2 separate regions of the Homo sapiens genome follow, and region 1 is linked to region 2. Evidence: read pairs that join two places in POLR2A ChIA-PET (ENCODE). Cell type or tissue: HepG2. All regions are shown on one strand. Links, peaks and the distances in the headings refer to the core of each region. The heading gives the core; the rest is flanking DNA.

Evidence for each region. Peaks named below come from ENCODE experiments on the same cell type or tissue, not always from the same donor. Only the 100,000 strongest peaks of a DNase experiment are listed, where the experiment ranks them.
Region 1: POLR2A ChIA-PET joins it to region 2 with 7 read pairs; 1 of 35 experiments calls an interaction of 5 or more read pairs at or near these places.

What each region holds. Positions count from the first base shown.
Region 1 is chr5:143,872,206-143,888,595 of GRCh38, reverse strand. No RefSeq gene overlaps it. Among named protein-coding and RNA genes, the nearest start is that of HMHB1, 68 kb to the right of the region's middle. In HepG2, for the core only: no CTCF peak of the experiment used is centred there; a DNase peak (open chromatin) is centred at 8,235.
Region 2 is chr5:143,158,883-143,175,272 of GRCh38, reverse strand. The region is part of intron 20 of ARHGAP26 (Rho GTPase activating protein 26); the gene reads right to left. Among named protein-coding and RNA genes, the nearest start is that of ARHGAP26-IT1, 25 kb to the left of the region's middle. In HepG2, for the core only: no CTCF peak of the experiment used is centred there; a DNase peak (open chromatin) is centred at 6,192.

The DNA.
Region 1 (16,390 bases), core at 6,015-10,014, 710 kb before region 2:
TAAAGCACACACTCTCGGGCACTGTTTAACATGAGTAACCCAACCCCTTGCTGCAGCAAGAATTCCCTTGAATCATTTTTCTGGCAGCAGGGTGTCCTCCCCAAAGGCAGGACTATTATCCATGTGACCTCCCAAGATCCATTTCTCTCCTTTGATTTATTCAGTGACCTCCTCTGGTGCAAAAAATGGTATCTTTGTGGCTTAAAAGAGTTTTTCCCCCTCCTCCTTCTTCACTCTGAGTCATTTATTTCTTCCTGCCAGTAGGACACTTCTCTTGTTCATTCCCAAATCATCCCTGTAAAGAAGGCAGTAAGGGTATAAAAATAAACCCTTCGGAAGCAGAAATGGCTCCAAAGCCCTCTGCTAGGACCACCCCACCATCACCGTCATGGAGTAAACTTGGTTAGAATGTCAGCTCTAAAGTCTGACTACCTCAATTCACACCCTCACTCCACACTCAGCAGCTGTGTTACCTTGGGAAAACTACTTAACCTCTTTATGTTTTTATTTTTCCCTCTGTAAAAAGGGGCTAAAAATAACACTGACCTCATAGCATTTTGTGAGGATGGAATGCGGGAATACAGCAAAGCACTTTGAATAGTGTCTGCCACGTGGTAAGAGCTCAATAAAAATTATCTAGAATTTCTTTCTGAGGCCACTATAAATTCTCAGCATTGAATATATACATGGATAAATGAAAAATGGGATTAAATGACTCGCAGAGCTCAGAGTAAAAATGCATGATGGCCTTAATTATCTATTCCCTTCTCTTAGTTCCTCGCTTCCTGTCTAGTTAGATGCTAATATCAGTAGCCAATATCGAGAAAAAAATGCTTCATTTGTTTCACTTAAAAATAGGCATTGCCTAAAACAAGTCTGAAATGAATGTAAATATTGTATTTTCATTCACCTTTGACTGAATCATTATCTATTTCCCCTAATGTGAGAGGTTAATTCTTTGAGCTAGAATTTTGAAAGAGAGAGAAGGTAGGTGCTGTGACAGTGTAATTCTTGTTTTAAAATGTGTCCTTAAAAAATGTGCCCTCGCTCTCTTGCCTTGTCTTCCAGGAGTGGCTTGGCATGGGGCTGAGTTCCTGGTGGAGAGTGCTGAGCTGGCAGTGTGCCAGTGTGGTTCATGCTGCCTTCCCCCCTTGCTTTTAGTTGCAGATGAAGTAAATTTCTGGAAACCACTCACCATGTATTGACATCTGTGAATGGAGACAGAAAAAAAAAGACAGTGTAGTCATCATCGGCAGAGTACAGTACACTGATCTGAGAGTTTTCAGGAGAGAGAATTACATTCTATAACTTCATCTAAGTTTTTCTAATTTTACATTTTTTCATGCTCAGAAGAGAACTGGCAGAATTGTTTGACAATTAATGATGAATTCAAACAGCTTTCGGCACCCACTCTCATTTGTGTCTCTCAAGCACAGAGGCAGCAGAGGTGAACCATCTGCATTTTCCTGGGTTTCTGCTGCCATGTGTACCAGGGAATAAGGGTAAAAGGAAACACATCGCTAAAACAGCTGAAAGTTTCCAACTGCAGTATTGGTGAAGAGAGTAGAAATTTATGTCACTGATTTCCACAAGGACAATTTGATACATTCACTTTGTTCAGCCCACAACGAGGTGCAGGGGAGATGATGAATTGAGTCTCTTTCTATGCAGATCTGTTCCCTGCCAAATGAGCCCACCATCAAAGAATACAGTATGGCTCTTTCTACACTGAGCTGTTTGGCAGACACATTTTGTAACCAGAAATGGTGCCAGCAGTTTGCAGCAGCCTCCGCCACAGCAAATCAGCTGTGATATTAAAAAGAAAAACAGCCTGGCAATGTGGAAATTATCCCATCCAGCAGTATTTCCCAACACAAGAAGCTTGATTTTGCTGCCCAAGTGAGAGTGACAGAACTGATTAATCCTTTATTCCAAATGCCATTCTCTACCACCAAATTTTGGTTGTTTATTTTTTAATCTTTTCTAGAAAAAGGAAACATTGTGACTCTACTTAAATAGCCCAGGTAGACTGAAGATTTGGCGACAGCACTCTACATTTAAGCCAGCCGAGCTAAGAAGAGAAGAAATTGGGTTATACGAGGTAAAGAAATCTATTGTCCCCTGTGCTTTCTGGATTGACTCGTTCTATGGTGAAACTACTTTCTTTTCTGCTATAGTGTTTCATGAAGCCATCTGGATTATTTAATCTATACAGACAGCTGGTCCAGATACTTTTAGACTCAACATGGATTTTTTTTTTTAACAGTCTGAATAATGTACAAGGCCCAAATTAACAAGAGAATTGCCAGCTCTCTCTCTCTCTCATGTTGTGCCAGGGCCCCGTGAGGAGCATCAGGAAAAGCGTGGGACAAGGAAGGGGTTTGCACCTGTAGCTGTTGGATCCTTCAGCTGGCCAGGTGGAAAGAGGTTTCAAATGGGATAACTTCATGTGTTCAGCCCTTTGTGCTCTGAATACTGTCCATTTTCATTCTCCCTTCAGCAGCTGCTGTTCCCCAGAGTTTGTCTATGTAAAGTTGTGACTACAAAGGCTCCAATTTTTTATCTACAAAGCTGAGACTCATGTGGCTAAGGAACCACTCAAAAAACCAGAAACTAACAGAACCCAAGAAGAGGTCAATACACCCAGTGATAATTGGACTGTCTGATCTCTTTACCAGAACTTTCTAAGTAATAAAGAGTGCTAGTACCATGCTACTCCATCAGACAACTAATTGTGCAGCCCTATCCACTAACCAGTTGTGTAATTTGGGGCAAGTTACTTTTCTGAGCCTCAGTTCCCACATCTATAAAATCAGCATGATAATGGTACTTATCTCATGAGGGTGATGTGAGAATTAAATCAGATAATACATGTAAAGCACTTATCTGGCACAAGGAGCACTCAAAAAACAACAAAATAGTAATGATAATTACCATTTGTTGAGCACTTGCTCTAGAATGCCAAATACTCTTGGAACTTTACAACATAGCTTGAAGCTCTTATGATAATCCTACGAAGTGGCTGTTGTTATACCTCTTAAATAATAAGAATCACAGATGGTAATTAAAGATCAGATGACCCTGGTAGTTGCTTCTGATATAATCATCAATCAATTAACAGAAAACTGATTGGCATAATGGTTGATGAACATGGGCTCTGGGGTCAAACAGCTTGGGATTTAATCTCTGTCCTGTCACTTATCACTAAGGTAACCTTGGACAAATGGTTTAACCTCACTGACCCTCATTTTTCTTATCTGGAAAAGAGAACTAATAATCATACCTACCTAATAGGGCTGTTGGGATGGTAATTCAACAATATAAAGGATGCATGTTTAGCCTACAAGGAACTAGCAGTGCTCCAGCTGAAAACAGGTTAGTGATTAGGAACACATTGCTTGCTTCAACTCTGACCACTCTACTTACTAGCTGGGTGACCCAGGGCAAGCCACTTAACCTCTTAGGTCTGGTCTCTTCATCTGTAAGATGGAAAGGCTGTTGTGAAGACTGGACAAGTTAAAGCACATAAAGTGATTAATTGGTAAGTATTCAATAGATATACAAGTACATTTATAGACATGGGCTTATTAATGACAAAGTCAAGCAAAAAACAGCAAGCATCAGAAGCAGGAAAGTCCCTGAGGGTTCCAAGGAGGTAGAGGCTGGGTGGTTAGTGGTGGTCAGAAAGTCTGAGCTGAGCCACAAATTCAATTCAATGCAAACTTTACTGTAGCAGGCCTAGTACTGGGTTCTGTGAATATACAGGTGAATGTAGGCAGTACCTGGTTTCTGAGAAGGCAGTGTAGCTAAAGGATACATGAGTTAGGAAGTATTTAACTGAGACAGTGTACTGGGTGTTACACTGGAGAAAGGCAGGCCACAAAGGGAAGCTAGGTAAGAAAGATGGGAGCAGTGGATTCTCCCTGGGATGACAGAATGAGGATCTCAAGAGGCCACGGAGCAAGCTGGGTAAAGGTACCATTTATTGATCCACTAAGCCATCATGATATCTTAAAAGAACCCAGATTCTGGTGAACATGAAAGGCAAAATTGTAAAAAGTTTAAAGATTGTTTGAGAGGTGCTTTAATATGATCAGAGATACTGTGTTCTTCCTTTTTGCCAACTACAACTGCAGGGTTCCGGGTAATCCTTGTTCTCTGAAATTTAATTAGCTAAGGATATCTGGGTTCCAAGCTAAGAACTTCTAGCTCTTCTCTGCATTTCTGTATAAGTAAGACTTGTTTTTTGGCAAGTAACAGAAACCCAGAAACCTACTCAAATTACCTTAAAAAATTATCTCACTTAACTGGAAATCCAAGATGTTTCTAGCTTAAGGCCAATCTAGGGCCTCAAACTAGACACTCATGTACTCATGGTTCTCTTCTTCCTGTTAGCATTTTTTCACAGGCAGGCTCTTCCCAGTTTAGCGGCCACCCCTCCCCACCCAGAGAGTCCCTCTTTGACAGTAGGCTCCTGCAAAACTTGCCATTGTATTTTTAACAACTGTAACCAGTAAAATGGAGTGTCTCATTGGTCATGCCGGGCTTTGCAGAGCCTGGAAGCCATTGGGTAAAGTCAGTGATGCACAAACTAAATGAAAGATGGGGAGTAGTGGTTCTATAAATGGATGATGAGCCTAGAAAATCTTTTCTCTATTACAGCGTGCTCCAAAGGAGGAAGGCAGAGAGAAGAAGGTAAGGAGATGGAAGGGGAAAAAAGTCATATGTGTAAAGCCAATCAACTCAACTATGGATCTTTCATTACTCTCAACATAAATTGAATCCTCTTGAATTTTAAAGCTATTTTATTCTCCATTTTTCTTCATTTCCAGCCTTTCAATTTATTTGTACACCTCTTGTCCTTGATTTTTATAGATAGTTTCATAGTCAAGAAAAAATAAATTTGGGAAAATATATTCCACAAAGAAGTTTCCACTCTACCTAAAATAGCAGAGGCCATGTATGATTTGAGGTCCTCAATACATCACTTTGGATCCTTAAGGTTGCATCAGTTTGGACCTGCTGAGATATTTCTACTGCAGGGTAATCATGGTGGATTATTGAAACGTTGAGCACTGGGAACACTGACTTGGAGTTTGATCTCTCTCTCTCCCTCTTAAACTCTCCCCTTCCCTACCTCTAAACAAAGATGTGTTTACATATTTACGTAGAGGCAAAGAATGTCCCCCAAACCAGATCCAAAGATTCTAGGACACATAGACTTTTAGTCCTTTTGTAAGAGAATATTTGCAAGTGTTTTCAGCTTTTCTCTATGTGCCCAATATTTTTCTTTTATATTTTGATTCTTCAGTCAGCACATCTGTTCAAAAGGATGCTAGATACCATGTAAAGCTTCAAAGAGTGGAGCACACCATAACCCTTAATTGTCACCTGGCTTTCTATTATAATTGTTATTTAAAAGTGCTTTGGCCCCCAGGCTGGAGCCGTTAGGTGTTCTATCCCTGCCTCCGCCCTGCTTGACAGTATTCATTTGACGGTATGAATTTAAGATGCCATTAAGTCCCAAAGCTTCATTTTCTGCCCATTCAAGACCCCCTTTATCACTATTCTAAACTTCAAGTATTCAGATTTAACTATTTGCGGGACCAAGCACCCTTCCCATGTGAATCTGCAAAGGGAAGGACCTACAAACCCAAAGACTCTAAGCCATGGGCTTAGCAAGTAAAATCGTCCCTAGCAATCTCACTTGAATGTATGATGCCCTGTGTAAATTTTGCAACTCCTTTCAGCTTGTAGAGAAGATTTCTAATGTCTATCCTATGGCCACATGAGACCCTGGCACTTACACATGTGAATTCAGTTACCTCTATGAGCATGGTATTGAATAAGCACTCTAGGCATCTGGTTAAAACTGATTTCTCCTGATTGCATCATTACAGTTCTCCACTCATTGGGTGGTTGCAGAGCAAAGAGAAGCTGAAATGAAGGAAATTTTTTTTTTTTTTTGAGGTGGAGTTTCACTCTTGTTGCCCAGGCTGGAGTGCAATGGCGCAATCTTGGCTCACCGCAACCTCCGCCTCCTGGATTCAAGTGATGCTCCTGCCTCAGCCTCTCGAGTAGCTGGGATTACAGGTGTGCACCACCACTCCCAGCTAATTTTGTATTTTTAGTAGAGATGGGGTTTCTCCATGTTGGTCAGGCTGGTCTCGAACTCCCGACCTCAGGTGATCCACCCACCTGAGCCTCCCAAAGTGCTGGGATTACAGGTGTGAGCCACCGCACACGGCCAGAAAGGACAAATTCTGGGACAAACTCCACAATACTGTTTTGATAGCTCAGGAGTTGTTCATGGGGTCCATCATGTAGTCAGGCTGCTGGCAACTTATCTATACACCTGGCCATCCAGGTTGTCATTTTACCTGATTCATGGTGGATTCTGAAGGGCTTTATTTATAATCCAGAAAAGCACTCTCTCTCACCCTGTCTCTTTTTATCTCTTGCACATACACACACCCTACACACCCCAGAAAAGAAAGGGAAGACTTTCAAGGGATTTCTATAAATAATGTTATTCAATGGAGGTAGCCATTCCCGCAGTTCTCTAGGCTGTGCCTAAATGGTTTAATGTTATCACCTGGTCACCAAATTTTCTGCATAAACAGAGGGGTTCTCAAACATCTTGTTTGAGAAGATTCTGCAGCTGTGCAAATACAGTCGGACTGATCATTAATCCATTTGTCAGATGAGATTTCCTTCTTTAACTAGCAAAGATCCCAAGTGGTATGAGTTAGTGTCTACACTATAAAATTGTCCTCTGAGAATTTGGATTCTGGGTTTTCATGGGAAACAATGGACAGGCCTCTCTAAGCCACTGGCCCAAAACTTTTAGCATCATGTTTAATTATGAGTCATTCAGTGAAGGGTCTCTTAATAATTCTGGCCATTGCTCACTTATTCAAAAATATTAGGTGTTTATTGTGTGCCTGTCACAGTGCTGAATGTGAGGGGAACAAAGATGAATAAGAACCAACACCTGCCTTCAGGAAGTTTGCAGTCAAAGTGAAAAGCGGATACTATTTCAACACAGTATGATATGTGCTTTGTGATACAAGATGGAATGATACCCAAAAAGAGGAATAGGGTCAATCTTTAATGGAGAGGCTTGTTTCCGGAAGGCTTCTCAGGAGATACCGGAGCCTGGGGATTGAGGAATAAGTAGGAAGGTGAGAGGGCGAAATTCCAGACACAGAAACCACCATGTGCAAAGACATCGAGATATGAAAGAAAAATACAAATGGGAACTCTGAGTAGTTTAGAAGGGCCAAGGAGATGAAGCATGTGGCAGCTTGAGGAAAATCAAATAAATCATGCAGGACCTAATAGATCATTCTAAATTGTGGAGCCACTGAAGGTTTTCCATTAGAGGAGTCTTTTCAAAATGTACTTCTGTCTCTGGTATGGAGGATTACAAATCACATCGTATTTGCTTTCTATGTAGAATAATTAGTAACTTTTATCTGGCTTCTCTTAATTAATGTATTTCAGAGATGGAAGACATATGCTACAATGGCCCCTTTATCCTGCAACTGTGAGAGATATTACTAACCACTTTTAGCATCTTTCTCACTAAATCCATATTCAGACCACAACTCCTTCTTTAATCCTAATACTCAGGCATTCGCCACCAAGTCATTGGATTTGGCATTGAGTTGAAACTTGTTCTCCATCCCTGGCCGGTTACTGGCAGGGTCACATCAGTCTGTGTGCCATTCTGATCTCTGTCTTCCTAATACACTTGCCCTGTCCTCAGTGGAAGGCAACTCACTTCCAGCACAGCAAGATTCCTCTCCTCTCATTTTGTTTTATCACTGAGTTCTGCTATCTCTGGTTCTTAGCTTTCTCTGGCATGAGGAACCCGAGTCCATTATGTTTCCTAAATCCAGGAGACATGTATCAAGCTTTTCAATGGTTCTCTTAGAGCCACAGCTTGATTGGCTTAAGATGACGGGAAAGCACCCACCCCTTCCCGTCATAGGCTGCATTTCCTGGGAAGCTGACTCTGAGTTCGTTGTGTAGGATCATTCTGAAGGAGCACCTGTGGGATCAGCAACTGTGGAAGGGGCGCAATGGAAGCAGGTAGGCAATGGGAGACATAGGCCGTGGAACACAGTGACAGCCTCAGCCAAGCCTGCAGGGAGTTCTAGAGCTCTAATACCTCTTAAAGTGGTCCCAAGATGACTCATTCTTCATACAACCTCGTGGATCAATCACTGAACATGAGCCACCTGGGAAGGAATGTGACCTTGGACAAGGCCGTTCTTTGCAGCTAAGCCAATTCAAAGAAATTTTCTCTCCCTGCTCCAGTCTCTCCAGCTTCAACTGCTTTCAGAGATGGAGGGAGTGATTGATATTGCAGGTGGATCTGGTTTTAGGACTTCTTCGTGTGTCTCATAGAAGGGCTTAATTAAACTTTTTGTTAATTTATTTTTGTTGTTTTCAGGTTTTGAGGGCTCAGCTAAAGCTAATACACGGAGTTCCACTTTACCGCACTGCTACATATGGTAAGTTGTTAAACTATCTATATTGCAATAGCTGGGTGTAAAAGATCATGACTTGTCTTCCTATAACAATCCATAGCACAGCAGTTATAAAATGATCCAAATATCAAATAATCTTCTTAGCAGTCACACGGTACACCTAGTTTTTGGTTTGGAAAATATAGTCACTATACACAAAGGCTTAGGACAACTCTGGGCACATAAGCACTAGGCCCTCGACCCTTTGTGCTGACTCAGTGTCTATTTACCTTAGAAACTGTTATTGAGTTTGAATTAGGGCTGTTTTCAGTGCCTGCGGCTTCCTGAATGCTTTTGGGAGGAGCTTCATCAAAAGCAGCTTCAGCTCTCTTTTTGTGCTAATTATAATTATCCCAATCTTTAGGGGAGCCTGTTACCCCTTTTCCCCTTTTGCTCTCAGGAAAAATAAAACAAATCAAACTGTTTTCTTTAGTTCTTTCTGCTGACTTCCTCAGACAAATTTCCACAGGTTTATATGACTATCATTGGGGTCATAAAAGGCATCTTTCAAGATTGGGCTTACTTTTCATTTGGTTTTTACCAAGCCAAAAGGAAAAGTATAAGAAAAGTAGCATAAGTAAAAGAAACTGAACAGAAAATTGGCAATAATTGATTTTAGGATTTTAGGTCAGGAAGTTATTACTTCAGGTTCAGGCTCTGAGATGATCTTTGACACGTTACTTCCTCACTCTCTCTGCTTTGATTTTCTTACCCATAAACATAAAGAGATTGGATAAATTCTTATGTGTCCAAAAGTTCCCATAATTCTGGGTAGGGAGTGTCATGAGACATGATCACCCCATGTAGGACACAGCCCTGAAGTTGATAGGCAGGCGGAGGAATCACCCCTAGTAACAAATACTAGGAAGAATGATCATTAAGGCAAGAGAGAAACTAGAAAAGTAGAAGGTCATAGAAAGCAAGAAAAGAGAGGGTCTTCAAAAAGAAAGGTTAATTAACGGTGTCCAATATTCCTAAGAGCTCAAAGAATATAAAGACTACAAGAAATGATACTCAATTTACTGTCCAATAAGTTGGATGAAGAGTGATTGGATGTGAGGGTAAAGAAAGGAGTACAAGAGACTATCCCAAAATATTATTATTAGCAGCTTTCAAAGGAGAAGGAAAGAAATGCAAAGGAAGGTAGCAGAAAATATTAACTTTAAAAAATTTATTATTTGATACTGGTTACTTTTATAACTTTAAAGAACTCAGATAAAAGAATGAATGAAAGGTGAAAAAGTGGAGACAGCAATTATAAACTATACTTCCAAGAAGGTTGTTTCATAAGTGTAAATGTTTTACACAGGTGTTACTGGAAAGAGGGCCTTGAGTGTAAGTTGTTCAGGTTCTTGGCGTTTTGAATAAACAATTGAACAAAATGCACAAAGTAATAAAGGAACGAAACACAGGAACAAGGCAGCAAAAGCAGGGATTTATTAAAGTGAGAAAGCACTCCACAGAGTGGGAGTGGACGCAAGCAAGTGGCTCAAGGGCCCAGTTACAAAATTTTCTGGATTTTAAGTACTCTTTTTGAGGTTTCTATTTCTTACCCCTTATCTGGATGAAGGATTTGGTCCATGGCTAATTAAAGCCTGCGGTGAATTGGCGCCCTATGCAGATGAAGGGATGGCCATGCTTGGTCCGCAGCCAATCCAAGGCACTCTCCCTTTCCATCTGAGACTTGGTGGAGTGGGCAGGTTGTAGGGAGAGTCACCTTTGATCCCTTTCTATTGGGGTGTGGTGGGGAGATGGGGTTTTTCGTTTTGGCTTAGCTTTAGGAAGTTGACATTAATTGGCCTTAGGATTTCCGTCCCCAGACCCAAGTGTTTTTCTTTTGCTCCAGCTTTAGGAGGTCAGCACGAATTGGTCTTAGATTCCCTGCCCCCAGACCTTGGTGTTTTCTCTTTTAGGAAGACAGCACAAATTGGCCTTAATTCCCATCCACAAACCTTGGTGGTTTTCCTTGAATCAGCATGAATTGGCCTCAAGTTCCCTGCCTCCAGACCCTATTTTCCCGCCTCACAAGATTTTGTAGCCAAACAAAAGCAGCCAAAGTAAAAATAAATAAATAAATAAATAAATAAACAAACATCAACACTTAATTCTTCACATTTGACTCCCATTTTACCATTCCATCACCAAAGCTCTTCTTCAAAAGTCTTTTCACTGACAGGAAAATAGGAAGAGCAGGATAAAAAGAGAGAATGGGACCTGATATATAAAAACTTCTCGCCCAAATTACAGTAATCATTCTACAGTTTACATTTTTACTAGTTATATATAGATTTCTCCAGACCAACTTGTCATTTCAAGGATGGTTTCTGAAACTCTAGGCTGGTTTTGCATTATTGCGATAGCCTTGAAATATAATCTTAATAAGGTACACCCCAAAAGAGCATGCTAATGAGGTAAGCCAACAGCATCCCCTTAGCCAATCATTGTAACCTCCCTGCTCAACTTCAAGAGTAGCCTAGCTCTGAATGAGATGGGATCTCTCACTCAGGCCTAAATATTGGACTTTGTCCATAAACCTAATTGGCGAAAGAAGATGTAAAGATAAGCAGAAAGAACCTACTATCTTAAGGCATGTTTTAAAAGGGTCTTTTGCATAGTTGAAAACAGTTGGTATATTGTCAGTCTCCTAGGACAACTTGAAAAAAATGTTTTGCTGTATGCATGTTTGGAGGAAAAAAAGAAAACAAAAAAACCTTTTGAGATCAGAAATGAAAGACAGCCTTGTAAACTTGGCAACTGCTGGATCTTTTAAAAGATGAGACAAAAAAGTGTGTGTGGGGTGGCGGTGGTGCTTAGTAGTAGAATTTTTTTTCTTTTAGTGAAATGCCTGAAAGTATTTTCTCTAAAACTTTATTCAGTGCAAAATGAAGGAAAATGTTCTCTCTGGTTATGTCAGTTCTTCCATCTAAGACACATCTTTTCTATAAGAAACATTCCTCTAATCACTAACCAGCCCACATACTTCAGCTGAAATTTCTAATGTTCAGAGTGAGAAAGAAAGAGGTTTTTGGGGACACATGCATTCAAACAATAATCAAGACAACAAATGAGTATGGTGAGGAATAACAAAGAGTATAGAATAAGTAGTGAGTAGCTATGAATAAGGTCATCCCTCTTAGCTGATTATCCTGTTGCCTATTTCATAGAAAAACTGGAAGTTGTCAAGGATGAACTACCTTAGCCTTCCCAACTCCTGCCTCTCAATTTATACCCACACCCAGACTCTCCTCCTTCCACTCTGCCCCAGAAGAAGAACTGCCATCCTTCTACTCCAGGCTAACTCCTCGATCCATTCCATTCAAACTTCGTCAAGGATTTTGCCCCTTCACTGGTTTTTCCATTCTCTTTTATCTTTAGCCTCCTCTTTTTCTTTATTTGATGCCAACATATCCAAGTTTTCCCCAACTCTTTTCTCAGTCGAACTGCCGAATGGTCCTACCATGCTACACCTCCAGGCTTTCTTCCTAGCCTTCCTCTTTACATTACTATACTCTTTTAGAGTTATCTTCTCACTTCTCCAGTTCACTTCTGCTCATTCAGTTACCTCTGATTCCCATCCTTAATGCTCACTGGAAGCACAATCTGCTCAAGTCACCAGTGACTCCTAATTGCCAAATATGATGAGCATTCTTCAGTCCTTATTAATATCTTTATGTCATTAAACTCTGATCATAATTCTTTCTTGAAAGTCTTCCCTTCTTTGGACTCTGTACCATCAAAACCCTGGTTTGTTTCTTATCCCTCTGATAATTCTTAGTTCCTATGCAGACTTCTCTCTTTCTATCAAGGCCATCCAAGCCCCTTCTCTTCATTCTCTGTTCACTTTCTCTCTGACTGATCTTGTTGTCTATTCCAATGATTTCAGACTTAGATATTCCTACCTGCCAGACATCTCCATTGGAGTGTCTCATACACAATATGTCCAAACTGAACTCCATTATCTTTCCAATCAAGCAGCTTCTCTTCCTGAATTGCTTCCATATCTCATTCAATGGCACCATTGTTCCACAAGTTGACCTATCCAGAAACCTGGGAGTCATCCTGGACACCTTTCTCAACTCTCTCTGTCCAAATGCTTTGTCCTTAATAGATGTCCGTTCAACCCAGTTTCCTCTAACTGCTAAGTAGTTTTCTAATCCAACTGCTTTCCTCCACTTCCATCATCACCACTACCTTTCTCCTAGACCACAACAGCACTTTCCCTCCTTCCAGACTTCCTGCTTGATAATTCATCATACTACAACCCATGACACAGCTAAAAGCCTTTTAAAATCTGCACCCTGTCCAGATATCCACCCTAAACTTATGCCATTCTCCCCTTTGTTCAGTAATTACACTATTTTGAAGTTATCTCTGTCCTGGGATTCCCTAAGCTCCCTCTAGCTTTTCTCTTTTGGCCTCTTATTGTTCCTTAGGGCCCCTTCCTCCAGGATACCTCCACTGGTCCCTGTAAGAAGTCAGATGAGGATTTACTCCTTAGGCTATCTTTCTCTACTCACCTCCATGTGCTGCCATTGTTCTCACTACATTTATTGTCATTATTTAATTTTCTCATCTTTACTGGAATATAAGCTCAGAGAAGGCAAAAAGAATGTTTAACTTATTTTCCAAAGTATCCCCGAGACTAGAACCGTGTCATATTCATTGATGTTGTTCAAATTGTTTAATAACAGGTACATAAATGAATGTACTAAAAATTATTTGCTTATGGAACAATGGCTTTTGGTCCAAATCATTCTGCTACAAAATAAAATGATGGAACTATTTCCTCATTTTTGAGAAAAACTTTGGTTTAGAATTATCTTTAGCTCAAACAAACATGTCATAAGCCTCTCATATCTCCTACCAACCATGTATATACCACACTCTACAAGGGCCCATAAGGTCTGAAACAAGTTTGAGTGCCCAGTGTATACTCATTTTCTCACTCTTCCTCTCTGTCTGGCATATCATCTCTTCCTGCTGGGACCCACCTGTAATCCTCAACTGCCACATCATAGCTGGGTGTACTCTGCTCTATAAAAAGCTTCCAGCCAGCATGGTCACTGAGGGTACAAATACAGCCCTACACCCTGGCCCTGGTACAAGGCTGCAGAGAATCCAGAGGAAGAGGTGCCTTTTTGTAGTTTGTGTGCCTAGAGGATATCTTTTTGCAGTTTACACAAAAACTACCCAAAGTGTTAGCCAATGGCCATATGCCATTCTGCCCCTAATTTCTTGAAGTTCCAGTTCACAATTTATCTTGAATCATGAAAATAATCAAAAACCAGTTATCTCCAAACTGGCTTTTCTAACCTGGTTTCCAATGCACATGTTCCAAAAGATTGATCTAGTTGACCACTAAGAAGCCTTGCTGTTTCAACACATTTAAATCAGTCCCAGTTAAGCGTTTTGAATATGGGTTAAAGTGTTACCTCCTCCTCCGTGAAAATGTGACACCTCAGCATTTTTTCCAGTGGCAATTTGAGTAAAGAAACCATTTCTGCTTAGCAAAGCAGACAACAATTTGACCACCGGTTTGTGGGGTCATCTGCAAGTTTTGTGTAATTTCAAGTGTGGGGTGAGGGCAGCAGCAGTGGCCTGAGCCCTAGGAATTTAGCTCAGTGACCCAGCAAGTTGGGTATGTGCCCAGCCTGCATTAAGAAGGCATCCAACCGTGACTGTGTTGTTTGGTTCACTAAGGGCAGTGTAAATCATGTGGTTATTTTTTCTTGATTGTATAGACTTTTGTTTTCAGTCTTTAATTATACAAATGCATTTTCTAAATTATGCTCCTTGGGATGCTAATATGCATTCCATGGGTAAAAAGTTGTGTACAGTGGATTTGAGAAATGCTAGATTAATACAATTTAACAGGTTTCCTTACAGCAAGATTTATTGAAGACTTTATTATGCAAAAACAAATTATGAATCTCCAAAGAGAGAAGGCTGTAACATGCCACATTCCCAAACAGATGTGGCCATGAAACCTCCTTCAAAGTACAGTTCTTCCAGGGCTTGTGTTCCATGGAACCCACTCTAGGAAACATTGTTCGAAGCATTGCCTTCCAGAATCGCTTCTATGTTTCCCCCAAATTCCTGGATAACCAGCACATTCATCATGAGATTTTCTTTTCAATCATCATAGTATGGAATCAAACTGAATGACATCTGGAAAGTTTGATTTCACTAAAGGGTAGTAATTAATTCCATGAGATGGGCAGTGGCATTTAGTTTTGGGTACTCAGGCATGATAGAATTTAAAAATCTAGTTGGAGCTAAGAGAAAAGCACCACTTTGGAGTTAAATTCTACACCTGGCTTAGGTATGTTGGAGGCTTAGGTGGAGTAGGGAGGAAGACTGAAGAGGGTGGTTGGGGAAGGTAGTTGGAGATGGTTGTTTAAAAATTCTGATGTCCAGTCTACATCCTAGATCAATTACATCAAACCAGGAATGAAGGGATTGGGACTCTAAAATCAGTTTCTACACACTTAGGTCTCTGTGATGGTTCCAATTTTTGTCAACTTGTCTAGGCCATGGTACCCCATTTTTGTTCAAACACCAGTCTAGATGTTGCAGTGAAAGTGTGTGTCTTTTTTTAAAGATGTGATTAACATTTAAATCAGTAGACTTTGAGTAAAGCAGATTACCCTCCATAATGTGGATAGGCCACATCCAATCAGTTGAAGGCCTTAAGAGTTGAGGTCCCCAGAGGAAGAAGGAATTCTGCCTTTAGCCTGCCATCAGCCTGGAGTTGCAGCATCTACTCTATCCCAGCTCTTTAGCCTGCCGAGCTGCCCTGTAGATTTTGGACTTGACAGCCTCTACAATTATGCCAGCCAATTCTTCAAAATAAATCCTTGATAGCTAGATAAGTAGATACATATATACATATTATTCATGCCTTCTATTGATTTTATTGGTTCTACTTCTCTAGAGAACTCTGAGTAATTCAGTCTTGGATTTGATCACCTACCTTTACCAGGCGCATGGCCTCTCTAACCTTCTGCTGCATTTGTATTTTTCATTATAACTCATGAGTAGAATGACTGTTTTTGCAAAGTAACATACTAAATTCAAATAATAGCATCCTTTATATTTGGACAAGGAGAATAATACATTTTTACTTGACAAAATAAATTCTTTGATTGGCCTTGCTCTTAGTTAAATGTATCATGTTGATCTTGAACATTTTTAATAAGTAGATTTATATTAGAGACCAAATGTCAAAATTGTTTAAACTCGAAAAGGCCCAGTTTGCAATGAAATGAAACAGATTCTGGTGGATATTACTGAACTGCCAATAAGGATTAATTGAAACTCAAATGTTCTTTATTGTTTGTTAATTATGTAATTGTTATTCATCCAAGCTTCTTGATTTTTCATGTTAAATAATCATACTTGTGTTTCACCCCAGCCCCTCTGTTTAGTTACCCAATTAATTAAGGATGAGGAGATCTGCATTTATTAGCATTTTAATGGCCAGATTGATTCCCCATGGCCTAAACATCTACATGTGTTTAGTTTTTGAGCTCAGGTTTATTCCATTTTAAGTGATTATCATGTTTAATCACAGATGCAAGAAACTGAAAACCATGACCTGAAACATCCAGCCCAATCTACCTCATTAAAACTGCCCCTTGATGATGAAGTTCAAGTGTTGAACTTTTGATTGGCAAGGCCAATCAAATAATTTATTTTGTCAAGTAAAAATGTATTATTCTCCTTGCCCAAGCACTACAAAGGAATCGCACATGGGCAAGGCTAGAATTGGTTAGAAATCACCGGCAGCCAGGGATTCCTGTGCTCTTGGCAGTTCCTATCTTTGAAAAACCAAAGACCAGCAACTTTGTAGA
Region 2 (16,390 bases), core at 4,131-8,130:
CTTTCAATCATTAACTGTTTACAAGTTCTGCCAGCTGCAAGCCTGACCCTAGATTTCTGAATTTTTACTGGTTAAAATAATACCACCACTTAGTCATCTGTGAAGCACCAAAAAGTAAGAGTTAGCCCTTAGGTCAGTTAAATAGCCTTATATAGCAGAGAGAACATTTGGGCTCCTTTTATGTGGGGAAAAGAAAGTCTTTTAAAGAGCTAGAGCAACAGATGTATTCGGAGCACACAGGTTCTCTCTGGCATCCTTCCTGTAGCTCCACATCAAATTTGAAATGTAGTTAAATCACAGATTTACACTTAAGCTTCCTTATCTCTGATAATGGACTTGGAAACATATCAAAGAACCTGCCCATGTGTACTTATCAGTCCCTGACAGGTATGAGGCTTAGAAGTTCAATACAGGACTTTCTTGCTCACTTGTTTAGAAACTCAGAGGTAGTGTATCAGCAAGTATTTGGCTGAGGGTTCCAATTACCTATGATCCTATGTAATCCCATATTGCTAAAAAGTTGCCTGCTTATAGACTACAAATTTAAAATACTCATATGACGGCTAATTCACAACCATGGGATAGAGGTATATATCTACAAATAAATTATATGAATATGTTTCAACTTGTTTAGGGGATGGGGCATTTTCTCTCTTTAATTTTTACATTAATCTATTGCTTGGAATGGCTATTATATCAGTTGATAAAATTTCCAGACAGTATAAAAGGGTATCAGTATAAAAGGGTAGACAGGAAAAATAACTCTTCCTTCCCTCTCCAGAAGTAACCATTAGTATGAGTTTCTCATATTTTCTCCAGAGATACTAAATGAACTTGCAAGCTGGTGTGGGTGGATGTGTGTGTGTGATTTCACACTCCCCTTCCCTTTAAAAACAAATGACCACCAGTTATTCACATTGTTCTGAATCCTGACTGTTTTCCTTAACAGTATCTCCTGGAGATTGCTCCATCATTACACGAAAAGTTGCCTCCTCGTTCTTTCTTAGTGGCTATGTAGCATGCCATTGTGGAGATGTACAACAACATACCCAACCGGATCCTTAACACTGAACAATAGATTGTTACCTATCTTTTATTTTGCATGGGACAGAATCTCTGAGCTGGATAAAACAGAAGAGGCACTGAATGAATATTGACATTTTGTTCTACCTGCTGCCATCCTCCTTTTAAGAAATACTGATTTCTAAACAACATGGAGAGGCTATTGGAAGAAACAGATGTCACCCTTCCTGCTTTACACACAGGAAGATACAACACTTCTCTGTTTTGATGCTGCCCTCAAACAGCAACTGAATCTTGGGAAGAGGAGCTACTTAGTTTTGCCAAAACCAAATTCATCTTTGTGGGCAGACCAGCCTCAATGTCTAACAGCCTTCACCAAAGAAAAATCATCTTCAGGGTAAATTTTTTAGGTATAGGGAAGCCTAGGGTGCAGTCTAGGTCAAGGTCACCTCTCCCTTCCACACAGCATGACTCAGAACTCCAATTCTACTTGGGCTCTGATTTAGGACATTCATAGTCTTTGGACAAAAAAGCTCCCAAATGGTGAGGTGGGGAAGTCTCTGCAGTTAGATTTTGTGGACTTTGGGCAAGTTACTTAACCTTTCTGAGGCTGCTACCGGCAAAAATGGGAAAACAATACCCACCTGTCAGAAGTGACTGTGAGGATTAAGAAAAACAATGCCTATGTAAATTGCGAAGCGAAGTGCCTGAATTCGGAAATGTTGACTCTTACTAATAAAACAATGCAAAGCCACTTCGTTTTTGGAGAAACATCTTGGACCTGCCTAAAAATACGTCTCTTGAAAATTCTGGCCTGTGGTGATTTTCCGCTCTCCTGACTCCACTCCCTCTAGGCCCTCGTGGCTCCTGCACACCCTGCAGAATGGTTTGTTACTTCTCAGGCATGCAGCATGAGCCGGGTGCAGTGGCTCATGCTCGTAATCCTAGTGCTTTGGGAGGCCGAGGTGGGAGGATCAGTTGAGGCCAAAGAGTTCGAGGGCACTCCATATTTATTTTCTCCTTGTTTGTGCTTGCACAGTTCCATTTGCTTGCAATGTCCCCCATCTTCCCATGGGTAACTTTTACTCACTTACCAAGATGCAGCCCAGAGGGTGAGGCTCAGTGTCCCTCCCCTGGGTCCCACTGCATCCTGAGTCTGTCTCTGTCACAGCACTGCCAGGCTACCTTAAAGAAACCTGGGTGCAGGTCTCACGTACACGGAATACTACCTTCCCAACAGTATCCTGGCATGCCGTAGACATGGTAACTGCTTGCTGAACTCGCATGAACCCTATGGAGACAAGAATTCCAGTCAGCCTCAATAAAACATGATCTATGCCTCTGGCATCTTCTTTCAACCAACAACATGGGTATCTGCCCTTCGGGTATTTATATTCCCACAGACCTCAATTTAGAATACATGTCATGTAGCTCCTATCAAAAGCATGGCCAAGATAACTGGGATCCTCTAAGAGGGATCCTGCCTTCCACCTATCATTCTGTTACCAGGCCGATCACCAGCAAACATGCTTTCTCCAGGTTGTTCTCCTTGTTGCACCATAGTAAAAACAACCTTTCAATACTTCAGCTTAATATCAGACTCTGTATTTAATCAAAACCAATGGGAGTAACAGCCCTATATAGAGGGCCTCATTTATTTTTTGCATGAAACTGCTTTGGAAGATATTATCTATTGAGCTATTCAAAATCATTAATATAGAGATTCACATGACAAATTAATATTATAACTTGTAGCTCTTGATGAACTGGCATGCTTTTTTTGAACAGACAATTGAACTATACATCCCATTATATTTTTTCCCTTCTTTGTCGTGGCTGCTAGGTGGCTCAGGACAGTTTTATGATGAATTACTCTCTTCCTCTCTCAGCCTTTGTTAATCTTATTTTTTATTCTCATTTTACTCAACTGTACATGTATTTTTTTTTTTAAAGAGTAACAAGCCTCACATTCCTGGATTTTATTTGGTTATCAACCATGCTCAGAGGACAGTTGCCACCAGATACCTGGCACATGTCACCCAACTGTGCTCTAAACACACGCATGCATGTACAGAATTTGTCAGCATACAAAGACTTGAAATAACAAACAAATGCCTGCACTTAGTAAAGGCTTGGCATTCTTGAAAATGCTGCCTCAGTTTTAGCTGGCAATAGGGGACAAGCATGTATGTGATGGTTGCCTGCACAGATTTTGAGATGGACATAACACCCACACTGTAAAGTCATCACTTAATAAATCTATTGAAACCAGTCTAACCCTTAAGGGGACAATTAGACCTGGATTCTAAGAAATAAAAGGAAGGAAACAAAAAAAAATGCAGAGGAAGTTCAAATCCCAAATCGCAAACCTAACAGTAAATGGGAAATGTAATCAGTAGATGCTGGGATTGTGCCTACGCCAGAGATAAATACTGGGCTTGCAAACATCCTGCTACCACCTCTTCAATTTGGAAGAAAGCGTAGTGACAAGCAGATGGTCAGCTTTTGAGGGAAAGTTTTTAGTTTTGTTTTTAATGGCAGAAATGGGCAAATGTAGGAGGAAATCTCACAAGTATGGGAAAAAAATAGCTTACCTGAGATTGGAGAGTTATGGAATGCTTAAGGAAGTGACAGCACCTCTGGCAACATATTTAAAGTTTAAAGAGTTGGCTTGATAAAAGTTTGAAACTTGGGAAGTAAGGAGGTGTCCCATAAAACTTTATTCCTCTCCCCTCCCCTCTCCTCCTTGTGATGCAAGTACACAGCAACTGCCTCCCAGCAAAGGAATGGCCATATTCCTTGGAGTATGATCTCCAAGTATCTGTCAAATCTCAAGATCTCAAGTGCGGCTCTCATCTAGGGCTACAAACCATGGCCAGGAATGAGGGACTAGCCCTCAAGACGATGGATGACTTGTTGGCTGGGGGTCACACAGGCCTCAGCTCAAACTGCTGCTTTCTGTGACCTTGGGGAAGTCACTTTATCCCCCTGAAACCCAGTTTCCCCATCTGTAAAATGGGAATATTGATAGTGGTTGTTCATCTAACTGGGTTCTAAGATTAGATAACATATGGAAAAGCCCTAGGCTAGTGCCTGGCAACAGCAGATGGTCAATAAACATTCCTCCCATTCTTTTTCCTCCTTGGAATCCATTTTTATCCTTTATATTCTCTGTCCTTTATTATAGCTCCTTTCAAGGATTTCCTGCTCTTTTTTCCCCTCTCTTTTTCTCTTAAACTCTGGCCCGCTGACCTCTGTTTTTAGGTACTCATTCTCTGCTTCCTATTCTCCCATGCTCTTGTTGTCTCCCCAAACTCCCCCAGCATCTGATACTTGAACGATACCAGAGAATGGAGGGCAAGAAAAAGAAGAAACATGACTGGGCTGCTTCAGTCTCTTTCCCAACACACCCAGCTTCTGTAGCTTGCCAATACCCAACCATTGCCCGCAGAAGCAACTAAGCATAGTGGTTGTGGGTGGGGCAGTACTAGAACCTGACCACCTGGGTTCAAATCCCACCTCTACCCTCAGGTAAGTTAGGTAATCTCTCTATGCCTCATGTGCAAAATGTGGAGTACAACAGTACCTCCGGCATTATGTTGATTAAATAAGTACACACATGTAAAATGCCTGGGACACTGGGGCTTCCTTAATGTGAATTATCATTGTCATTACCACCATTATCATCACCATAGCTCATGGAGACTTCATTTCAACCTTTGAGAACAAAATTTGTTCTCAGGATATGAACCAGGCACTGGAAGATCAAACTGAGGTGGAATTTTCCAGCCGCTCAATGTGATTCCTGGCAGAAGAAACAGTTCTTATCCAAACTCATAGGTTTTGGACAATGTCACAACAAGTTGGAGACTTTTGCAAAGCTCGTGAGGTGGATGCTGGCTGCCCCACTGTTTCTGGCAGGCCACCAAAAGATGCCACCACCCAGTGGCCTGTGTCTGAGGAGCTCTCAGAGCTGCTGAGCCACTGTTTTTGCATGTTCATGGCTCTCACAGAAGACAAGGGGCCAGTCCTTTTCAGATTCTTTTCCTTCTGCTTAGTCACATTCTAAGATGCACTCTCCACAACACTGTCATTAAAATGAATGGAGGCCAGCCCCAGCACACCGGTGTTTGCCATTTGTTCTCTAATAACCTGTAATGGGCACTGATAATGAAAGCCTTTTCCCAGAAATTTGTTTTTTAAATGAATCAACTGTGTCCAGGGCTAAGTAGGAAGATAACATTTTCTTCATTTTTAAAAAACTATAAAATACGTTTTTCTTAAAGGAGGCAGTCAGTCAACTAGGAATAAAATAAATTATGCAAGAAGCCTTTGGACTGAAAAAAGGGGATATTTTCAGAGATCATATAAAACACTATTGAGGGGAAAGAAAGCAGTACAAATTTGGATCCTGGAGTGTAAAGTCACCAAATCCTTCACGAAGTCCCCATAAGAAAGGTCCAGTGTAGTGACATCTGTGGCTGTCTCTTCTCTGAGGACCACCCCTTCTCCATCCGCAGAGTCCGTGTGCCTTGGGTGTTGTTCTCCCCTCCCACCCAGTCAAGGGTGAACAGGTGATTCAGGCCCAGCCCCACAGAGGCTCACTTATACCCCTGGCCACAAAGATTGGTTAAGGGATGGGGATGGGACTCAATGTGGACCAACAGAAATTAGGCTCAGCCTGTATTTCAAACTGCTGAGAAAAAGAGGCTCTCTCTTTCTTTTCTGCTGGGCTTGGGCTTTTTAAGAAGGTAAGTCCAGCTGGTGGTAACCACCCTGCAATCAAAAGGAAAGAGCTTATCTAAGGAGAGTCAGCAAAGAGGAAAGCTGAAATGAGAGCTGGCAAGAGCTGGGTTCTGATGGCAACACCTGTGCCCCTGGACCCAGCCATGCCTGAATACAAATGTTCCTGCACAATGGAAAACCAGTAAGTTCCATTTTAGCCTAACTTATTTGGGCTAGGTTTTCTGTTACTTGCAACCAAGAACACTGATGGGTAAATCTGCTCAAGCTGACATACAGGGTCTTGAATAGAACTGTCTGTACATGTAAAAGATGTCACATTAGGGAAATTTACACCAGTGTTCAGTTTTCAGAAACATGTGAGGAAGACAGGAATAGCTCCTGTTAGAGCCCAGAGAGGCCCTGGATTGAGAGAAATGCAAACATTGCAAAAGCAAAGGCCCCAACAGTCACTTTAGTAGTGCATGGTGCTCTGTGACAATGTGTCAGACTATCACCACTGAATGTCTGGGATGCAGTTTCCATAGTTCACTTACAGTTTGAGAAAGAGAAGGGATGCTACCCATCCAAATGAAAATAAATACCACATGTACTTTAGCAGGTTTAGCATAGTAAGTGAAGGCTAAACAAAACAACTCTGTGTAAGGAGTAAAAATAAGCAGGCATTTTCTGTAAGTCTACGTGATCACTATCTATATCCTCTCCTTATTAATCCCACCATGAATCTGGTCTATCCTGATTGTTTCTGAGTTGCTTTACCCTCTCAGAGCCTAGAGCTAATCTCCTAGAGATATAGCCTAACTCCAAGGCAACCAAACAGCCTTTGCTAAAAGCTGAAGGTGTCAGAATTTGTCTGATGTGCTTAGTCTTGGGTTGCAACACAGAAGAGGAATACAGCTTATTTTTGAACCTATTTTGTTGGCTTTTTAACATTATAAAACTCAAAGCAAAGAGGATGATGCAGAATGTCGTAAGATCTTGTGTGACACTCAGAAACCAAAACAGGCCCTTTGTGGAAGAAAATTTGAGCAAAAAAAAAAAAAAAAAAAAAAAAAAAAAAAGAGTTCCAGATGGTGAGGTCTATTTGACTATGAAGCAAAGCTGTGATGAAAATAGGGAACGTCTCAGGCAAGTCAATTACATGAAATAAATTGACAAAAGATGTTGCATCAGGAGCCAGCTAGCATGGAATTCTGGAATGGGAAGACAACATTACTAGGCTTCCCCAGCTTTAGTGTCTGAAGAGGTAAAAAGCATATTGACACAAGAAAACAAAACAATTGTAATATTACAGATGAGAAGCATATGTTCAAAGTTAACTATGAGCAGCTCCCCACATGTGCCCTGTATGATCTTGCCTCTGAGCCTTTTCCCACTGTTTGCTGTCTAAATCCAACCTATCCTCAAGATGCATGTTCAAGTGCCAATTTGATCACAAAGCCTTCCTTGATCATCCCAGTTCAAAGTCATCTCTCTTGCCTAGGAATTCCAGCAGCACTTTATCCTGTAGCACCTAGACCATTCAATACAAGTACTTTATGTTTCTGTTATTTCTCATCGTGAAGGGCACGATCCCCTGTAACTCATCTTTAATGTGTTTACATATTGAAGACATTCAGAAAAATCTGTTGAATGGCAGAGAGAGTTAAAAAAAAGCTCAAAAAATGCTTCCACTATCTCTTGTCAGTTTCTCTTTGCACATTGGAATGGCTGCAGCTGAACTTTCTATATGTGATGGAGAACACGGCTGCTGGATATTCTGGTAGGCAAGACAAATTCTTAACCCAGCACCAGTTAAAACAAAACAAAAAAATCCATGAAAATATTATGGTTGGCCTGGCTTAGTCATGCGCTTGCCCCCATACTATTACCATCTCTAGGTCTTAAGGAATTGTGATACACAATCTACATCATTGATGAACAACTCTACAAACAAATGAAATGTAATCATTTGAGCGCCCCTATTCTTATTACAAACAATGGATTTCTTTTTTTTTTTTTTTTTTTTTTTTTTTTTTTTTTTTGAGATGGAGTCTTGCTCTGTCATGCAGGCTGGAGTGCAGTGGTGTGATCTCAGCTCACTGTAACCTCTTCCCCCCCGGGTTCAAGTGATTCTCATGTCTCAGCCTCCCGAGTAGCTGGGATTACAGGCGCATGCCATCAGGCCCAGCTAATTTTTTTTTTTTTTTTTTTTTTTTTAAAGTAGAGATGAGGTTTCAACAATGCTGGCCAGGCTGGTCTCAAACTCTTGACCTCAAGTGATCCACCCACCTTGGCCTCCGAACATGCTGACATTACAAGCATGGGCCACCGTGCCAGGTGAACCAAAGGAAACCTTTCTAAAACACGGCACACATTTTTCTACCTTCAAAGACAGAATATATCAAATGCAATTTACTTGAGGTGAGAAAATTATAAAAATCAATACTGTCTTGTGCTGTTATACAGTTGTGACCAAAGAAGCTGCTGCTGGATTTGAAGGGTAGCTAGTTCTTTATCCAGACCTTTGTATTATTACAGCTTTTATGACTTCAGAAAAAGTTCTTCTGGACTTTGCCTCATCAGCAATTATTAACTTTCTATTCTGTGAATGTAACCACCTTTTGTGGTATGACTGTTACTCCCAAAATACTGGATGGCAGAAAGCCAAGGAGCCAAGTTTGTTGTAATTGTCTGCAAAAGGTATGTCCTGGACTTGGCAGTCTTCGAACGTGCTCTACCTTCAGTTCCTGCTGAAAGGTTGGTAACCCAGTTCACTGTGGCTACAGATGATTAAACTGTAGAATCCCCTGCCTCAAGGTCTCCAGTCCATAGATGCTTTCCCTCAGGGCTGGATGGCAGAGAATTTAGCAAAGCAGCAGGTGAAATTCTAAGGAGAATGAGGCTATGAAAGCACTGGGGCTGTCAGGGGTCATGGCAATCCAAAGCTAAAAGGAAGCAGAAGCTGTGAGGGAGAGTAAAGCCCAGGCACAGAATGGTGGGAAAGAATAAGCCAGAGGGGAGCACTGAGAAGCAGCAACTGGATGTAGAGAGGCCAACACACCAAGTAGCTAAATGGTGGTCATGTGGAGCCAAAAGAGCCACTCCACTCCATTCTGGTCCTCGCCTTCCTCCAAGTGGCTCCACCTCCTTATAGTTCCTGCTCTGCCTGGACCCCAAAGCCCTAAGCAGCCTCTCCTGGATTCCTGGTCTGGGCTTCCTGCCCACACTCCCTCAGTCACCCTGATCTGAGGGTGTCCAACAGGTCTAGAGAGCTGATGAAATTGTGGGCTCTTCCGGCTACTCAGAGAGCTTTTGTGTTCACTGCCAGCTACGTACATGGGGTTGTTCTAGATGAGTTAGGGGAAGGGCGTGTGTTATTCTTTAATTGAGATATGACTGGAACCCAGAGGGCAGCCTCCCTTCTCACCTTGTGCCCATCACGAAGCAGGACTCTGCACCTCAGTACAACCCTCCAAACACATTCCAAATCCCCAGTGCCTGTTAAAAGAGCAACGATGACCATAATTACGGCAGGTAACTTTTACTGAGCCCTGATTATGAGCCAGAAGCCATGCAAAGTGCTCTACATGAACTATTTCATTTCATCCTAACAACCCTAGGAGGTAGATACTACTACTGTTTCCATTTAACAGATGAGGCTTATAGAGGGCAAGGAACTGTTCGTCGTACTCAGAAATAGAAAATCAAACACTACATGTTTTCACTTATAAGCAGGGAATAAATAATACACATCATGCACATAAAGATAGAAATGACAGACACTGGGGATTCCAAAAGTGGGGAGGGTCGGTGGGGTGATGACTAAAGAATTACCCATTGGGTACAACGTTCATTATTGGGTGATGGGTACATTAGAAGCCCAGTCCTCATAACATCACACAATATACCCACGTAACAAACCTACACATGTACTTCCTGAATCTAAAATAAATTTTAAAAAGGAAGTGATCATTGTAAAACAACTAATAAAGTTGGGATGTGAACTCTTCAGTAAATCTGCCCCCAGAACCCAAGCTCTTAATACTGTGGAAGACTGAAGAATGAGGGAGTGGTTCTTACCGAAGCCCGCATGAGGTGACATGGACGAGGATTCACATTATGCACCGTGTACAAGAAAGTCCATTAAACTTCCTTTTAGATATTTCTGTTCCCCAAAGTTCCTCCCTCACTGACAACACCCTCATCTCTCCTCCCTCTTCCCCACCCAGCCTCCAAAAACCCCAACCTGTATGTTCCACTCAACAAAACCAGTGCAGGGCCCCTAGGGGCCCTGATTCGACCCCAGCTTTGCACAGATACACACTCAGGTTTCACAGCTTCAGCATGCAACCAGGCCAGCCCCATGGTGATGTGTAAAAAGCAACCTTGAAAAGATCATATCCTCTCCAGAGGAAAAGAGCCATCTTCCTAGTTCGGCACACGGGCCAGCTCAGCTGAGCAGAGATGGTGTTTTCTTTCTCTTACTTACTACAAATTCTTGGATTTCTATATGAATCCGAAGTAAAGCAAAGCATAGGGCTGTGGCAGCATACAAATAGGGTTCTACATGAAATCACATTGCTCTTCTCTTTTGAGGCCCGACACACTGATTATATATTCAGATTCTAGATGAGGGTCTTAGGTTTCTGTCGAACATTTTTGTACATAGAGACCTAATTCTTCCTGAGGTGTGCCAAGGCCAGTGGGTTACACTGGGAACTTGCTTACACAAAGTGAACCAAAAATGATGACTAAGGCAGAAAGCTGGCTCTGAGTTTCATCAGGAACACTCAGGTTATGGCTAACAGCGCTCTCTATGCTCCAATTCAGAGCTAGCTATAGTCAAAATACCAACTCAACACAGGTTTTATTAACCCTCCCTTTGTAATGCCACTGGAGTTGGCATACTAGTGAAAAGAATAAACTCCTGGAGGCGGAAGAAGAGCTGCTAGTAGAAGGGTAGAAAAATCAGCCATGGATGCAAAGAAAAATACAGCAAAAAGAGTCTCATTCTTTGAAATGATGAACCAGGGCACTTGCTTGTGGGCATCTAACCTAATTGATTCAAGCTGAAATTAAAGGCAGAACTTAATAACTTAATAACTGGCTTGTAAGGAAGAGGAAATTTAATTTAGAATTTCCTTATAGACAAAGAAACAGAAAAGAGAGCCCTCATACCTATACAGAGATTTGGGTATTGCATGAAAATTTGATAGTAAAACTTCCCCTGACCCATGGCAAGGCACAGTCTCTCTTCACTTATTTTTTCCTGGTTACATTGATTCAGGGTTTAAAGAACTACTCATTCTCAAAACTTTCCTTTTCCATATAAGGTCAGAAAATAATCCTTCAAGATATGAACTAAATTTTATTTTAATAGGATATTTGATATACTGCATTATATAAGAAATTGTTACAAATTTTTGCCCACTACAAATATTAGTAAACTGCTAGATGTTTGGGAGAAAAAAAAAAAAAAGAACAAATACAACCTAAAGATAAAGTCTCTTGTTGCAATGGGGTGGGGAGGACTTCAAAAATGCAACACATGCAAATGATCAAATTGCAGCTTTTCATTCTTTGTGATATTTTTTCCTTTCTATGTCATTCTTATAGTCCAAATTTTAAGTTTTCTTGAAATCTAAAACATTAGAGCCATAGAGGTCTCAGTGGGAAAAAAACAAAAAATTGGGGACATAGCTTGGTAGGGTCTGAGAGGTAGGAAGCCTCCTGGAGAACAAGAGAAAAAAGATGGATCATAAAACTAGAACTCTGGCCAGGCATGGTGGCTCATGCCTGTAATCCCAGCACTTTGGGAGACCGAGGTGGATGGATCACCAGAGGTCAGGAGTTCGAGACCAGCCTGGCCAACATGGTGAAACCCCGTCTCTACTGAAAATACAAAAATTAGCTGGGTGTGGTGGTGCACCCCTGTAATCCCAGCTACTTGGGAGGCTGAGGCAGAAGAGTCGCTTGAACCCAGGAGGCAAAGGTTGCAGTGAGCCAAGATCGCACCATTGCACTCGAGCCTGGGCAACAGAGCAAGACTCCATCTTAAAAAAACAAACAAACAAACAAACAAACAAACAAACCTAGAACTCCTTCTACCCAACTCACAGCAATAAGACCAAGGCAGATGAGGAAATTATACACTTCAAGGCAGATCTAGAAAACGAACTAGGGAAATTATTGGAAACCCTGCCTACAATTGCCAAGATCCTTCATTCAACCATAAATATTTTTGAGTAAATGACCCAACTGCTCACTTACCACTTAAAATGTATCTTGCATTGGCAGCAATGCTCCCCCACATACGTAGATCTGATCTCCCTCATCTGAGCAGCAGCAAGGAGAGTATATTTTAGTCTTTTTCACAGTGCCTCGAATAGTGTCTTTTTCTTTTTCTTTTTAAGATGAGGTCTTACTGTGTCACCCAGGCTGGAGTGCAGTGGTGCAATCACAGCTCATGGCAGCCTTGACCTTTTGAACTCAAACAATCCTCCCCTCAGCCTCCCAAGTAGATGGGACCACAGGCGCATACCACCACACTCAGCTAACTTTTTTTTTTTAATAGAGATGGTATGTCATGTTGTCCAGGCTGGTCTTAAATTCCTGGGCTCAAGTGATCTTTCTGAAGTGCTGAGATTACAGGTGTGGGCCACTGTACCCTGGAATAGTGTCTTAAACACTAAGCATTCAATGCGTGTTTGCTCACTGACTGGGAAGGGACTGTCTGTCAGAGCTGGCCGATTCTGGATGCTGATATTAGTGAGTGCTCCAGAGAGCAGTTAGGCTACAGTAGCAAATATTCAACAGTTGGTGCCATACTCCAAAGGGAAACATTAGATGAAAATAAGTTTGCGTTCCACTGAGGCTGAAGGGGAAAGCGGGCAGTAAGGGCAATTGGTGGGTGTTTATTTCCTCATATGAAATGAAATGTTTGTAGTCTTCTCTTGGGATAATGCAGAGTCTGACTGCTGTCTGGGATGATTACCTTGGCCATGGCCATCACTAACATGTAGATCTTGTCTCTATTGGATTAGCATGTCCAGGATTCCCATGACTCCACTTCTTGATTTCTGATTTCTTGCCAGTTTATTTTCACTGTGACAACTGAACATTTTAAGTGCTGTCATGGGATGACTAAGGACATATTTCCTCTAATTCTACTTCCACGCAAAGGATCAAGGGAAAAATGGGAAAGGGGATTGCGTGTGTGTGTGTGTGTGTGTGTGTGTGTATGTGTGTGTTTGGGAGTAGAGTGTCTGTTTCTCCTCCAGAAGAAGCAGAGTTATATGGAGCTCCTACCATGCTACCATGAGGTCTATGCTGTAAGGCACAGTATATGGATGCTACAGAGGGGATGCAGGCTTCCCCCGAGACAGAGCAGAAGCCAACACATTCATTTGAAGAAATCTCTCTTGTGCTTCAGCTTTGGATTTACCAACCTTCCAGCAGCATTGCGCAAGTCAAAGTGCTGGAGTTAGTGGGCTTTACTCATCTTTGTCTGTGACGTCTGATATGATGACAGACTTGCCAATTTCATTCTCCTTTTCTATCTCAGGGCCATCATCCTTAAATTCTAGTCTGCAAGTTTCACCTACTTAAGTTTTTGAAGGTTTTCAATACAGTGGTAAACAAAATAGACTGAACAGGGCTTTCCAATTTGCTCGAAACCCAGAATGATTTCTATCTCACTGCTTTGGTAACTACAAAACAAAACAAAAAGCCTCTTTTTAGCATAATCACAAACAATATCACTTCTACCCTTACAACAGAAGCTGAAAAGGATTATAAAATTACTAAAATGTCCCAATTTTCATTAGCACAAAGCAGGTGATCTTATTGTCCTACAGGCAGGGGATGGTGACAAATATGGGTGATTTAAGCAGTAAGTCTGAGCTTACCAGGGCAACTGCTAATTATTATTGAGTAACTCTAGTATATCTCCATAAAGGTCAGGAGTTAAGGTTTTTCCATTATATATTCTGCTTTAAAATGGAGCTTTCAAAGGAAATTGGGTAGATAGCAGATGGAGAATGACAGATGAAGATCAGGTGAAAGAACTATATATAGCTCAACATAATTGAACTACTTACATTTCACAATGTTGGTTGGGGGCTGGAGGAGGAGTTCATGAGTAGCTGCTCAATGTTAACATTGACTTTCTGGTTTCTTAAGTTAGGGCTCCCTAATTTTAATAGGAAATCTGAGGCCGGGTGCAGTGGCTCATGCCTGTAATCCCTGCACTTTGGGAGGCCAAGACGGGTGGATCACCTGAGGTCAGGAGTTTGAAACCAGTCTGGCCAACACGGTAAAACCCCGTCTCTGCTAAAAATACAACAGTTAGCCAGGTGTGGTGCTGCGTGCCTGTAATCCCAGCTACTCATGAGGCTGAGGCATGAGAATCACTTGAAACTAGGAGGTGGAGGTTGCAGTGAATTGAGATCGCTCCACTGCACTCCAGCCTGAGCAACAAGGTAAGAGACTCCATCTCAAAAAAAAAAAAAAAAAAAAAAATCTGAAATAGCCCAGAGGCTGGGGTCTAACTGGTTCTACTCAGCTTCCTGAGCGAGAGCTCAGTTAACTCCATATGTGATTTCTTCTGCTGTGCCAACAGTTACCACTTACTACACTGACACAGAGCCCTGGGCGAGGCCAGCCTGGAGAGAGGGAGCCATTTGGCCATTGATGGAATGATTCAATGACCAATGGCCTTAATTTCATTTTCACTTAAAATATACCAGGCCAGGCACAATGACTCACACCTGTAATCCCAGCACTTTGGGATGCCGAGGTGGGAGGATCTCTTGCATCCAGGGGACTAGCCTGGGCGACATAGCAAGACCCCATCTCTACAAAAAATAAAAAATTAGCTGGGTATGGTGGCACATGCCTGGGACTATCCAGCTACTCAGGAGCTAAGGTGGAAGGATCGCTTGAGCCTAAGAGGTTGAGGCTGCAGTGAGCTGTGATTGCACCACTGAACTCAGCCTGGGAAACAGAGTGAGACCCTGTCTAAAAAGAAAAAAAAAGAAAGAAAAAAAAACCACCAAAAGCAACAACTTCTTGGTAAAGGCCTTACTCTTCTGTCAAATAGCATCTCATTTAGACTCCTAGCTATTGAGGTAACACAAAAAAGTTTAAGGTTAAAAAGAAAAATCTTGGCCAGGCATGGTGGCTCATGCCTGTAATCCCAGCACTTTGGGAGGCTGAGGCAGGTGGATCGTGAGGTCAGGAGATTGAGACCATCCTGGCTAACACGGTGAAACTCCATCTCTACTAAAAATAAAAAAAATTAGCAAGGTGTGGTGGCGGGCACCTGTAGTCCCAGCTATTCAGGAGGCTGAGGCAGGAGAATGGTGTGAACCCAGGAGGCAGAGCTTGCAGTGAGCCGAGATTGCACCACTGCACTCCAGCCTGGGTGACAGAGCGAGACTCCGTCTCAAAAAAAAAAAAAAAAAGAAAAATCTTTTCTCACTAAGACATGTTCCAAAGCTTTAAGAGAATGAATGAATGGTCATTTCAAAACCAAGCAAATGTATTTCTGAGTTTTTGAAGCTAAACAATCAATGCACACACATGTAAAAAAAAAAAAAATCCCATACCACAAGAGGGTAGTGTTAAAATGAAAAGGCAGTGTTCCTTCCGCCACAGATCACCATCCCATCTGCCTCCTTCAGGGAAAACCACACAGATTCATTCCCCTGTATCTTCCCAGAAATATTACAGATATTACACCCACCCATGTGTGTCTATAAATCCTGTGTCTATATCCCTGGATTCTTATATAAAATAGTATCATATAATGTACACTGATGGTTTTCAAATCTAGATGCATATCAAAATCACTTGGGAGGCTTCAGAAACATACCACCACTCAGACCCTACATCAGATCAGTTAACTCTGAGGCTCCAGGGAAGGGGCCTAGATGTTGGTAATTTTTATTTTAGGCTCCCCATGTGGTGCTGATGTGCCATCTGGACTGAGAGTCACAGCTGCACACTGTCCTGCACCATTTTTTCCCCCTTTAATGTGCCTTTGAAGGCAGCTCTAGACCAGCACATACAGAACTACCTAATTCCTCTGTTGTACTGGATAGTACTCAACTCTACTATTTATTTAGGCCGTCCTTTATTGATAGCTATTCCTGCTGTTTCCACTCTTTGGACATCATTAATTTGCCTCTCCAGACACAATCTTTACCCTGATCTCTTCTCTGGGATCTAACCAGCATGGATTTCTTCAACAGGGCTTTTGCAACCTCGGGCTTCCTGTTGGGTTCACCAATGGGGAGCTCTTTAGACTAGCAGGGGGAAGGAGACGGCCAAGGCATTTATTCCATTTCTGAAAGGTCTGGCTGTGTCCCTTGACTGAAGGTCACTGCTCCTGTCAAGACACCAACTCATATATCCTTCTGGGTTCCTGTACCACTTTCCTCTCATGTTCTCTCAGCTAAGGGTGGTGACTGGGCAGCAGCTGCTAGCCCTGGCTTACTCTACTATCTCTTGTGATTCCTCGGCACCAACTCTTTTGTTAATAAACCCTCCTTGAGTTATGTTATTTTGAATGCACCAAAGTTTCTTCTTAGGATCCTAATACATCAACCTTGAATGAACACCTTTGCCTTTGTTTGTTTGT